Linked DNA regions of Mus musculus: region 2 is linked to region 1. Evidence: chromatin loops called from intact Hi-C (ENCODE). Cell type or tissue: left cerebral cortex. All regions are shown on one strand. Links, peaks and the distances in the headings refer to the core of each region. The heading gives the core; the rest is flanking DNA.

Evidence for each region. Peaks named below come from ENCODE experiments on the same cell type or tissue, not always from the same donor. Only the 100,000 strongest peaks of a DNase experiment are listed, where the experiment ranks them.
Region 2: it touches region 1 in a loop (2.6-fold over the local background); 3 of 42 quality-filtered maps call a loop at or near these places.

What each region holds. Positions count from the first base shown.
Region 1 is chr5:99,245,906-99,251,499 of GRCm38, forward strand. All of the region lies in intron 1 of Rasgef1b (RasGEF domain family, member 1B), which reads right to left. Among named protein-coding and RNA genes, the nearest start is that of Rasgef1b, 4.2 kb to the right of the region's middle. In left cerebral cortex, for the core only: a CTCF peak has its summit at 2,756 (motif pointing right); DNase peaks (open chromatin) are centred at 1,366, 2,106, 2,759, 4,059 and 1 more place; H3K4me3 peaks cover 1,891 bases; H3K27ac peaks cover 3,451 bases.
Region 2 is chr5:99,627,772-99,633,365 of GRCm38, forward strand. The region is part of intron 1 of A930011G23Rik (RIKEN cDNA A930011G23 gene); the gene reads right to left. 4930405H06Rik (a long non-coding RNA gene) reads left to right here. Exons shown (of 4, transcript XR_003955764.1): 4 at 1-712. Among named protein-coding and RNA genes, the nearest start is that of 4930405H06Rik, 16 kb to the left of the region's middle. In left cerebral cortex, for the core only: a CTCF peak has its summit at 2,511 (motif pointing left); DNase peaks (open chromatin) are centred at 1,105 and 2,508.

The DNA of each region.
Region 1 (5,594 bases), core at 802-4,801:
GCTTGATTTATAGCTAAGTCAAACACCAAGAGTTAATTCCCTTGAAAAAAAGACTTGTATGAGACATGAAGAAACCGGTTGACTATTCAAATCACCATTTAACATATATCGCAGGCTGGAAAAATAACTCTTACTCTAGAGAGTTTCATTTCTAAGTTGGTTGTTTGGAACTCAAGGCACATTCTAGTCAGCCAATTGTACAGACCTCCTTCCTCTCCCTGACTATCCTTATGTGAATACACCTGCGTGTCTGCATATATACTAATGGAGTTGCTGTCCAGTACACAGAGCTGTCCTATACAGACCCTACATGTCTTTTGTCTACTCCAAAGCAAGAAGTTAGGATGGGTCAGCAGAGAACCTTCCTGGAACACATTTAGGACCTGTTGGAGCTTGGTTCTAATGCTTTGATCCAATCAGGAATCTGCGTGTCCAAATGCTAAAGGTCCTTGTCCCCAGTTGGTTTTTTGATCAATCAATAAAGATGCCAATGACAATGACAACCCTTAGAGTTGCGCCAGCTGGGATGCAGAGAGGAACAGGGGAAAATCGCCAGAGGAGGAGAGCTGCAGGAGCAAGAGCCAATGAGCCATGTGAAATTTCGGGTGAGGGGCCACTGGCCACTTTCCTGATTGGGCCTGGGGTAGCAAGGGAAGTTTTGAGAGTGCCCAGCCTTTGAGATAGCTAAGGCATTTTAAAAATAAGCTAGTGTGTGTCTGTGTGTGTAGGGGTGGGGGTACCAATTCAACTGAGTTAAAGATAACACAAAAATGACTCGTCTTTGAGGCAGAGTCCCTGAAATAGGCTCCCTGCTCCTAACAGGCATCACTCTGGGTAGACAGCACAGTAAGACAACAGAAAAGACATTCTTATAAAACAATAAACTGGGCTAAAGAAAAAAAATACCTTCCTGGCCACTGAAACTGGCCCACAGATTATACATTATGCTGGAAAAGTTTCTAGGAGGAATGTGACGTGCCCAACCCAGGCAGAGAAGACGAATATTCCTTCTTAAAATTGATTTGGTAAGCTGAACTCAGCTGTCAGACATCTTACAGGGGCTGTTAATTTGGGCACAAAAATAGATCATGTACTTCCAAGGACCCTGAGGAAGTTTGGCCTGACATTGATCCCTAAGCAAGGGAGCAGGCCGTGGGTGATTTACAGGATGAATGGGTCTGAAAGGCATGTCTAATGGCTTCAGACCAGCCAAAGCTCCAGATGAAAAGCCCTCTTTCCCTGAGCGGCAGACTGGATTTGAATTAGCAACTGCTTTTGCACAATGTTATTTATGATGAAGCAGATGCACGGGGGCCGAGGTGGATTCAGGTGGTAACTCACACTGGAGAGGAGGTGGCAGTGCAGAAGGGTGTGGGGTGACATCAAAACTCAAAAGCCATCCCTTCCTTCTGAGCCAGATGCTTCGCAAATCTTTCCTAGACCAGCAAGTCAGCGTCTCCTTCACTCTCAAGAGAAGACAGAAACACATTTTCTGCTCCGCGTCATAACAGGAACGAGGTGTTTACAACCCGGCGATGATTACAGTGTTTTAGCAGCAGCCTAAATGCTAGACAAGTGTCCCAATTTAAGTAAGTAGGCAAAGATCTCCTTCTCTCAGCTAAACCTTGAAAGCACACTTGTTCAGTGGGGAGAGAGTTCATTTGAAACCTGGAACTCAGCCTTTCTCAATTCCCATCTAGATTCCAAAGGAACTTCGCACCTTACATAGTCAGCAACTCTTTGTTTTCTCAGTTGACACTGCAGACGCTGGGGACAAGTTCCTGAATCCTTCTAGCTGAGACTGACAGCTTCCTTTCGGTAACACCAGACTTGGGGACGCAGGCTGAGCAAAGATCCAGGTGACAGTGGATCTGAGCGGGAGGGGGGGGGGGACAGACGAAGCCAAGCTTCTGATGCTACCTGAGCGCAGTGTATTTTTAGGCTCGGGAATGTTGAGAGGGTTATCTTCTCCCTCCTTTCCTTAGACTGAGAAGCCTTTTTAGCAGAGACCTCAGAGAGCATCCGTGGAAAACGCTGGCAGGCTACGGCACCACTGACCCTCTTTAGAAAAGGGGTATTTTGTTAAGAAGGCAAGTAGCTGAGAGCAGAAAGAGTACATGGAAACCCTAGAAAGATTACTTATTTAATTTTTTTTTATTAATGTGTATGTAGGGTGGTACCCAAGGAGGCCAGAAGAGGGCGTGAGGTCCCCTGGAACGTAGTTATAGGCATCTATAAGCCAGCAGGGGTGCTGGGACCTGGGCCTAGTTCCCCTCTGCAAAGGAGTGGGGATGTTTTCTGATTTGTTACATGCCCCCCACCTCCCACCCCCCGCTCACACACACACACACACACACACACACACACACACAAAGACCCTTAAGTTACCTAGAATTTTTCTTTTCTTCCCTTTCCCTCTCTTTCTCTCTCTCTCTTTCTTTCTTTCTTTCTTTCTTTCTTTCTTTCTTCCTTTCTTTCTTTCCTAGTCCCCAACTGGCAAAGGAAAAGAATTCTGACTCAACTAGTTAACATTTTCAGTTGGAAGAAAAAGGTTAGAGTTATGATCTTTTGTCATGGGATGGTGTTAGCAATTTACTAAAGCACAAAATGACATTTAGGTACATGGAAACTCTGAAGAGGCCTGGAGTGTCATTGAAAACCTTCCTGTAGTACGGGAAGCCAGGACAGGCTGACTTCCTTCATGCCTTTAAAAGCCTTTATCCTCTACAGCGCCCTTGCAATTCTCGAGCTGAGCAGTAGGTGGCGCTCGGGTCCCTGTCTTTGACAGAGCTGGTGCTTTCCAGCACTTGAGCTGGTTTATAAAAACAAGGGAAGGGCAGCTGCTGTACAGGGGATGTGAGGGTCTGAGCACACGACTGAGCTTGGGGAACAAGTAGGACATAAATTAGTGGGCAGTACCCATCCACTCTATTTCCCGATGCCCATCTGTGGTGAGAATCAGTTATCTCACTGAGAATAATAAGACTGATCTCCAAAATCACCATTACCTAATCAAGTGTTGCCACCAGGGCTGGAATCCTAAGAGAAGAGCCTCTTCTTCATTGTCTGATGGTCACCACAGGCTGCAGTGCCTGTGACTTCACACTGGCTTGTGGGCTGGGGGTGGCTTGGTGGCACAGCTCTTGCACAGAATGTACGGGGCGGGGGGTGGGGGGGTGTTCATCCCAGCACAAGAGTGAGGAGCAGAAAGAAATAGAGGGGAAAAGACAACTGGGAAACCAGTAATTCTGTTCAATTCAAACATATTTATGTTTTAATATCTTCATGCAGCTAGAAGCTGTCCTATTAAACCGAACAGATGAACTGCAGATTATGAAAGATATGTGATAGATCTGAAGTTAAATCATAAGGTATCATAGGGGGGATAACTTTTATTCAAATATTTTATTTCTCTGTGTCTAATTCACTTCAATAGGGAAATGGGTCAATACTCAGCAGAGATATCTGTAAAAAGGCAAGATTATTTTTCTTTGCATTTTATTATGTAACACGGCGAATAGGACAATTTAATTGGGGGGGGGGTGAAAACCTATGTTTTTCTCTGTTCAATTTTTGTCTTTTAGAGAAGTTGAAAGAGGCCCAAAGTGGTTCCAAAGTGTTTTCCTTTTTACATGACTAGATCTTTTTGTGCCCAAATTTCACACCAGGGTTCTCTAACATAATTTCAATCAACTGGATCATTTCTAGATATATATTCACCTTAAGAGGAAATAATAAATATATAAGTCTATGAAAACAGATTGGTGAAAGGGAAGTTGGCACCTGGTTGAAAAGAACAGTGAGTTCATCAGCTGAAATGTTTTTTTTCTGACCCCGCCTTATTGATAATTATTCAATTTTTTAAAAAATATTCTCACAACAAAGAAAAGGAAAAGACAACTCAAGAAACTACTAAATCCCTATCTAAGTTCACCAAAGGAAGAATGCTGGCCACCCTTTTCATCCTCATGTGCTCAGAAGACACCTGCCCATGTGACAGGCTGCCTCCATCCTGGCTTGGCCCACTTTAACATCGACGGAGGTAGGAGGTTGCAACAAAATAAAACAGCTGCGACAGGCATACAAAGGCCCCCTAAGTCATCTCCTTTAACTTCCTGTGTCCACGTCACAGATATCACAACTACAGAAAGAGGGCAGGGGTCTCCTTAGGGCTCCCCATCTGCCCAGACTCATTCCCAGGGCGGGTCTGCTAAGCCAAAGCAGTCAATGCCCATACATATCTAATTTTTGTAGGTTTAACTGATGAGCCAATAAAAGCATGGACAACCGTATATAGTTATACAGTTCTCGAAAAATGACAGGAGTGGAGTCAGATAATACTTAAATTCAATTACTTACCCTCTCCCCCCACCCCCACCCCCACCCCAGCCACCACCCCCACCACCAAATCCTCTCCAGGACAATCAGCCAATGTGAAAGACTTCACAGATCTCTTTAAAGCTGTTTCATTTGTTTTCTAGGTTTCTGTGCCATTAGTATTAACCGTCTCTCCAACCCTTGCTTGGCATTCCCGATTCTCCTTCCAGGCAAAGCTGAGAACTTCCTTTCCCTGTCTCCTTCCTAAGTATTCCCCCTCGGAATGTTCAGGTTCATTTCTTCTAGGTAACTTCTGTAGAGTGAACAGGGTGGTCCCATGGTTTTCTATACGATACTAGGATCCCTACTTGGCCTACACAGGTCCATGTGCCCACATCACTCTCTGTTCTCTTACCCACCTTCTTCCCTCCAGAGGAATAATTTTTACCTGGTTCATTTGGCCTATGGTGCTCTAATAAACAGTGAAGTTAATGTTACAAGAATGAGATATTAATGACATTACAGGAGTATTATGCTGAGCAATGACCACAGCGATATTCAGCTATCTATACTTCAGGGTACACTAGATTAGATGCTGACGCTAGAGAATGGCAATGCAGATGCATCCCGCTGAGGACCTTCCCACAAGGCCAGGTCCAAAGTGTGGTAGCACAGACACCTCGGGCAGCATGACAGGAAAGCTGAAAAGCTGAAATAAGGAAGTCCTAGGCCAGGATCCTTAGTAGCCAGAAGGGCTGGCACCTCCAGGAAAACAAAGGCTTGCCTGACACAGGAGAGCGACTTGCTCACCAGAGGCTGATGTTATCTCACGTGCCAGCAAATCTGCCTGAAAGGGAAAAGCAGCCAGGGCTGTTGCTGAGCCCTGACTTCTGTCAAAAAATGCCCTGGGTCCTCAGTAACTCAAACATTGCTCCCTGCCCCAAACAAAACTGTCCTTAGTGCATAACACTGTTTAACTGGCTGTCATTTATTTTCTCTGCATCCTCAACAGCCAAACATTTTTTACTATTATTATTCCCTTTAAGAAATCAATTCTTCGTGCACTTTGAACCTCACATGACCGGTTCTCTCCTCCTAAATCTTCAAATCAGCTACACACTATCTTCTCTTTTTAAATCTCCTTGTTTAATCCTCTTCGCATTGGCTGACCACCCTGGTCACAACTATGTCCAATTAAAGCAGTCATCACATGCCACGCTCCAGCTACTGCACTCATGAGGAGTCATTATTCACCATCTGAGTCTGACTGCGCCAGA
Region 2 (5,594 bases), core at 801-4,800, 380 kb after region 1:
CAGTTGGCATTCTCTTCAGTGAATAGAGACTGCAGGACACTTAGCTTTACAGATCCTCTCTGGCGTTTCCCAACGTGACCTCTGCTAGTCAGTCCCTACCTCCTACTAGATAGACGTTCATAGGCTCTCTCACAGAGTGGCTGCCATTCTAAAACACTGACTCAAAACCTGGTAGCTGGAAAAGCATGCCAGAGAGCAAGCTGGGAGAATTTTGGGGAAACTCAAGAGAACTGCAGAGGACCACAGTGACCACGTTTAATGTTTAACAGGGAGAGATGTCCTCGGAGACATCGTCTTTCCTTTTCCAGAAACATAAAGTGAACACTTGAGCAGTATAGCTGGTACTCTGTCTTCCCATGAGTCTCGGGGGAATACAACCTCTCATTAATAAGTCATGCTCTGAAAACTTTCAGCCCACGGCAGCCTTGAAGACGGCTCTTCTGAGCCCAAAATGTGAGGCTGAAACCTGAGTGACTCTGAGCATTCTATTGGGGGGGATGTGTCAGGGTGCTAGGGTCCTTAAATACTAAGGGGGAGGGGATGGAGATGGTGGAGGGGAGCCCTGATTAGAACTACCAGGGACTGAGGAAAAAGAAGTGTTTACTCACAAGGCAGAAAGGAAAATCACAAAATGGAAGGTCAGCTGACTCCAATACAACCAGCAAACGCTACCATTTTGTAGACCCAATGTTATATCCCATAAATATAACTTTTTCTTTTAATTTTTTTTAAAAAGTTTAAAATCTATTTATTTGCATGGGTGTTTTGCCTGCATCTGTGTACCAGAGCATGCCTGGTGCCCTGGAAGTCAGAAGCGATCCCCAGGAACTGGGGTTACAAGATGGTTTTGAGCCACCTGGTAGATGCTAGGAATCAATATATAAAATCATTTTCTTTTCTAGAAAGATAAAAGTGGAAATAGCCACATTGCCTCAGACCCATTGCTGTGAGCCTGCAGAGATGACAGCCTGTTCTCTGAATTCATCGCACAGTTCTGTCACTGTGGATTCCAGCTGTATCTTCCAGAAAGCCACTGGGTAACCTTCACAGGCTGTGGGAAATAACACAGACTAAAGATAACACCACAGACACGAGTCTAGGGAGTCTGATTCCCCTGCCATCTCCTGTCAAAACCTTCAAGGAGAACTGTCGCTCCCTGAAGCAGTGACTTTTAATTTCCCTTAAGCTAGATTCCATCCTCAGGCCCTTGCAATGATATAAAAAGCCCAGCCTACTCCTTCTGAAGTCCACAGTGCTGAATGACAGGGTGGGAATTAACTCTTCCAGACATAAAATCCTCCTCTGGCTTCCACTTCTTGATTGTCTACATATGACCGCTACATTAACAAACTCTTAAATATTAAACATCCAAGACACAATATACACTCTGTGTGTGTGTGTGTATTTTAACTATTGCCAATTAACAAGTGTCACATGGTGTTTTGTTCTTCTTGTGCATGCTTCCAAGCAGAACATAAGCCCTTCTTGAGGCTTAATTTTGGAGCTCAATGGTCAAGACCAAGAAAGCAAATGTGAGAAACAGAAGGTTGAATAGTGATGGGGCTGGAGAGATGGCCAGGCAGTTTAATAAGAGCTCTTGTACTGATCTTTCAGAGGACTCTACTTCCCAGCATCCATCGGTGGCTCACAATCCCCTGTCATGGCAGGCCCAGAGGAGCCAATGCCTTTGCCATCTGTGGGCATCTGCACTCGTATGCACGCCCCCCCCCCCATTTAAAACAATTAAAAAAAATAAACCTTTCCAAAAAAGAAAATCCTTCTTCTACCACCACTACCAAAAAAAAAAAAAAAAACCCAAAAAAACAAAAACAAAACAAAAATCAAAAAACAAAAAACTGTGCCCTGTTTTCTAATGCTAGAAATTCTACCTCTGTGGTTGAATTTTATTTCTGTAGCTTTGTTAAAATGCAAATACCCCCAGGAGAGATTAGAGCAGACACCACATAACTCAAGTGTTGCTTGAATTTACTTGATTCGGAAAGATGATTCTGAAGTAAACTCAAGAACACTGGAAGACAGAAATGATTTGTGAATGGAAAACTGGGGATATTTAAAACATTCTATTAACTTCAGCAAAGTAATTTCGCTTCCTGATAAAACTGAATGAAACTGCCGAAGGCTTTAATCCATGAAAGAAAGAATTGATAAGTCGGACTTAACTAATTTTTTCCGGCTATGCAAAGGACCGCGTCAAGAAACGATAATGACAAGACACAGAGGGGGAAACATTTGCAAGCTTGTGCATCGGATGAGAAACTTAAAAGACCAAACAAGACATCCAACAACCAAACTAAACCTGCCCAAAGTCTTTAACAGACACATCACAAAAATAAGACACAAAGATGACAAAGGAGCACGGGAAATGGTTGTTCTACATAGATTGTTCCACATCCCATCTCATCAGGGAAACAAAAATTAAAACAATGAGATGCCCCGCCCACACACATGGCCAAAATCTAGCGGTGAGACAAAGAAGAGTGGGTGCGCCCCCTGCTGTTGGGAATGCAGAATGTGCTGGGCATGGTGGCATGCCTGTGTACAACCCTAATTTTGGTGGTGGAGAGATAGGCAGATTCCCTGAGCTTGCTAGTCAGCCACTTTAATCGCCGATGAGCTCCAGGCTCTGGGGAAGAGAGAGACACCAGTTCAACAACAACGAAAAGTGCAAAGCACAAGACATCCAGTGTTGACCTGTGACCTGTGTGCCTGCACATATACACAGGGCACGAACACACACATGCACATTCACTCGTGTATGCACACACACACACACACACAGATACCACACTACACACACAAGACCCAATAAATAAAATTTAACTATATGATCAAAGAATCATATCCCTTGGTAAGTGACAAAAAAGAAAGAAAGAAAGAAAGAAAGAAAGGAAGAAAGAAAGAAAGAAAGAAAAAAGAAAGAAAGATTTTATGTCCAAAAAAAAAAATCATATATGTACATGGAAATTTATAGTAGTTTTATTCCTAATGTCAAAATCTAGATGTAATTAAGTGTGTTATTCCATAGTATATGAATAAATAAACCGAAATGCCTTCAAACTGTGGAATATTATTCAGTACTAAAAAAGAAACAGTCTATCAAGCCATGAAGAAAACTTAAATACATATTTTTAAGTGAAAGAGTCCAGTCTGGAAAGGCCACATAGTGTGTGATTTAAACTATGTGACGTTATATAAAGGAGAATATCCTGAAGGCACTAAAGGCTGCCTAGGGCAGAGGGGGGGGGGGAGGGGAGGGGAGGGGAGAGGAGAGAGGAGGGGAGGGGAGAGGAGGGGAGGGGAGGGGAGAGGAGAGAAGAGATCAGGGCAAAGCACAGGGGACTTTAAAACAATGGCCACATGGGTTGCAAGGTGAGTGGGAGGGACTCATGTGTCCCTCTCTTGGAAGGACTAGCTGCAGACAGTATGCAGATGATTCTCTGATCACAGCTGGGAGGCATAAGTTGCTGTTGGGAGGAGACCCTGGAGCCAAAGGATCTTATGGATTATTTATTTATGTGCTTGATTCTTGTTTCATTTCTTTGCTGTTGTTGTCGTTTTGTTTTGTTTTGGACTGCAGAGTAGTTACCTACCTCTGCCAATAAACTCAATCCATCATCAAAAAAGAAAACAAAAATAAAAACAAAAGACGGTGACAGCAACCAGTTAGATTCCATCATGGTAGACACACCTCACTACACATAAACCCATACCTGCAGGATCTCCAACACGCCGGGGAGCCCTGACTCAAGGTCTGCATTTTTGTGTGATCATGGTCTTCCAACATAGTTGGCCAACAGCAGCAGGTGTACCTTCAGTGAGATTCTTATAGTGGAGAAGGCTAAGCATGTGTGGGGGCAGAAGGTATTATGGGAAATCTCTGTATCTGTTCAGCTTATGTGAGTTTAAAACTACTTTAAAAGAGAAAGCTGATCTTTAAATAAATAAATAAAAAAAAAAACAGTGAACACTGTAACTACTTAGTGTTTACAAAGCAAGGAAAACAATGACCACCTGTCTACTTCTTGGCTTGTTTTCCTTTGGGTTTTGGTTTCTTGCAACAGGATCTCTCAGGCTGGCCTTGAACTTGCTATGTAAGCCAAGAGTGTCCTTAAACTCCTGGGCCACCTGCTTTCCATTTTGCAGGTGCTGAGATCCCAGACCTGTGCCACTGCCTCTGACCCTGTATGTTTTCTCTTAATATTATTATTAAACATTAGATACCTAGGGAATAGCAAGTGTGTTTTACAGGGAGACCAAAGGTCCTTAGCTTTAGCTCAGCCTCTCCCGCTGACCTTCACTGCTACATCAGAATTTCCCAGTATCTATCTCCCATTCATTTCTTTGCAGATTCCCTTGTGTCATGGGACCAAGGACAAATGTGTGATATTCTTTTGTTTCAGAGACTATATCCCAATCTACACCAGTCTCTTAAGATTCACTAAAATTACCAGTGAAGTCAACAAGATCTGGAATGACACTGACAATGTATCCACAAGGCCTTGAAGGGACCTCAGGAGACTCCTCAATACCACCTGCGTGACCTCCTGGTTGTGGCTGCTGAACATGTCACTTCACACTAGCCTCCAAGGTGGCCTCCTCGAAAAGCTCTGGCCAAGATACAGAAATCCCTTCTCTTACTTCCCTTAGGATTACTGCAGCTGTCTCAAACCAACAGAAGGGCGGGGGGACATAGAAACTGTCCTGGCTTACACACCCTGGCTCTGCCACAGTGAGCTACTATGGGCCTTGAAGGTCCTGACAAGACTGTCATTCAGGTGCAGCAGCTGCACTGGAATCTGCTTCCCATGGACATAGGTGAACTCTATAGGAGGTTCAATTTACACTTTACCTACATAATAGCCCTGAGCTTATAAACCAACACACACACACACACACACCACCTCTCAAAAACAAGAGAAGAGTGTAGGAAAATGGTCTAAGACTGGATTTGTGAGGAGAATTATGAGTTCTCGTGAGAAAACAGAAGTCTCACAACCTCGGTTTCTTAAAAAACATGGAACTGTTCTTGGAATGTGGTTTCATGCTTCCCCCACCCCCACCCCAGGGTAGCAGATAGGAGTGAGTTTACCTCAGATCGTTCATATTATTATTCAGCTGCCTTTCATGTGTTTACATGCCTCTTTGGAAAAGGGTATTTTTGCCCTGCGTGGCTTGTCCTTGTGACTTTTCACTTTGGTGACTTCTTAATTCTTACTTCCTCAGTATAAGTTGGCTGGTGCTCTGAGTAAAGCTGGCGGGAGACTTTAACTCTTTTATCAGCTCCACTCTCTCGGGCCCAGAGCAGTGAACAGAGAAGATAAGGTACTCAGTTACATCGTGTTCCTCCACTAAATTCTAATGAACAGCCAGGAGGGCAGGGTCCACGTACCGACGGTGATGTCACCTATGACAACCAACACACTGGCTAATATATGCCTTATCTTATCTTTTTAAAGAGTAAATAGACTAACTCTCTGAGATCCCCTGCTGCATGAGAGCTGAAGGTAAAGGACACGCCCCCGATAAATCCCGGTTTCAGGACAGCATTCACCAAACCTTGGCTTAACTTCTCT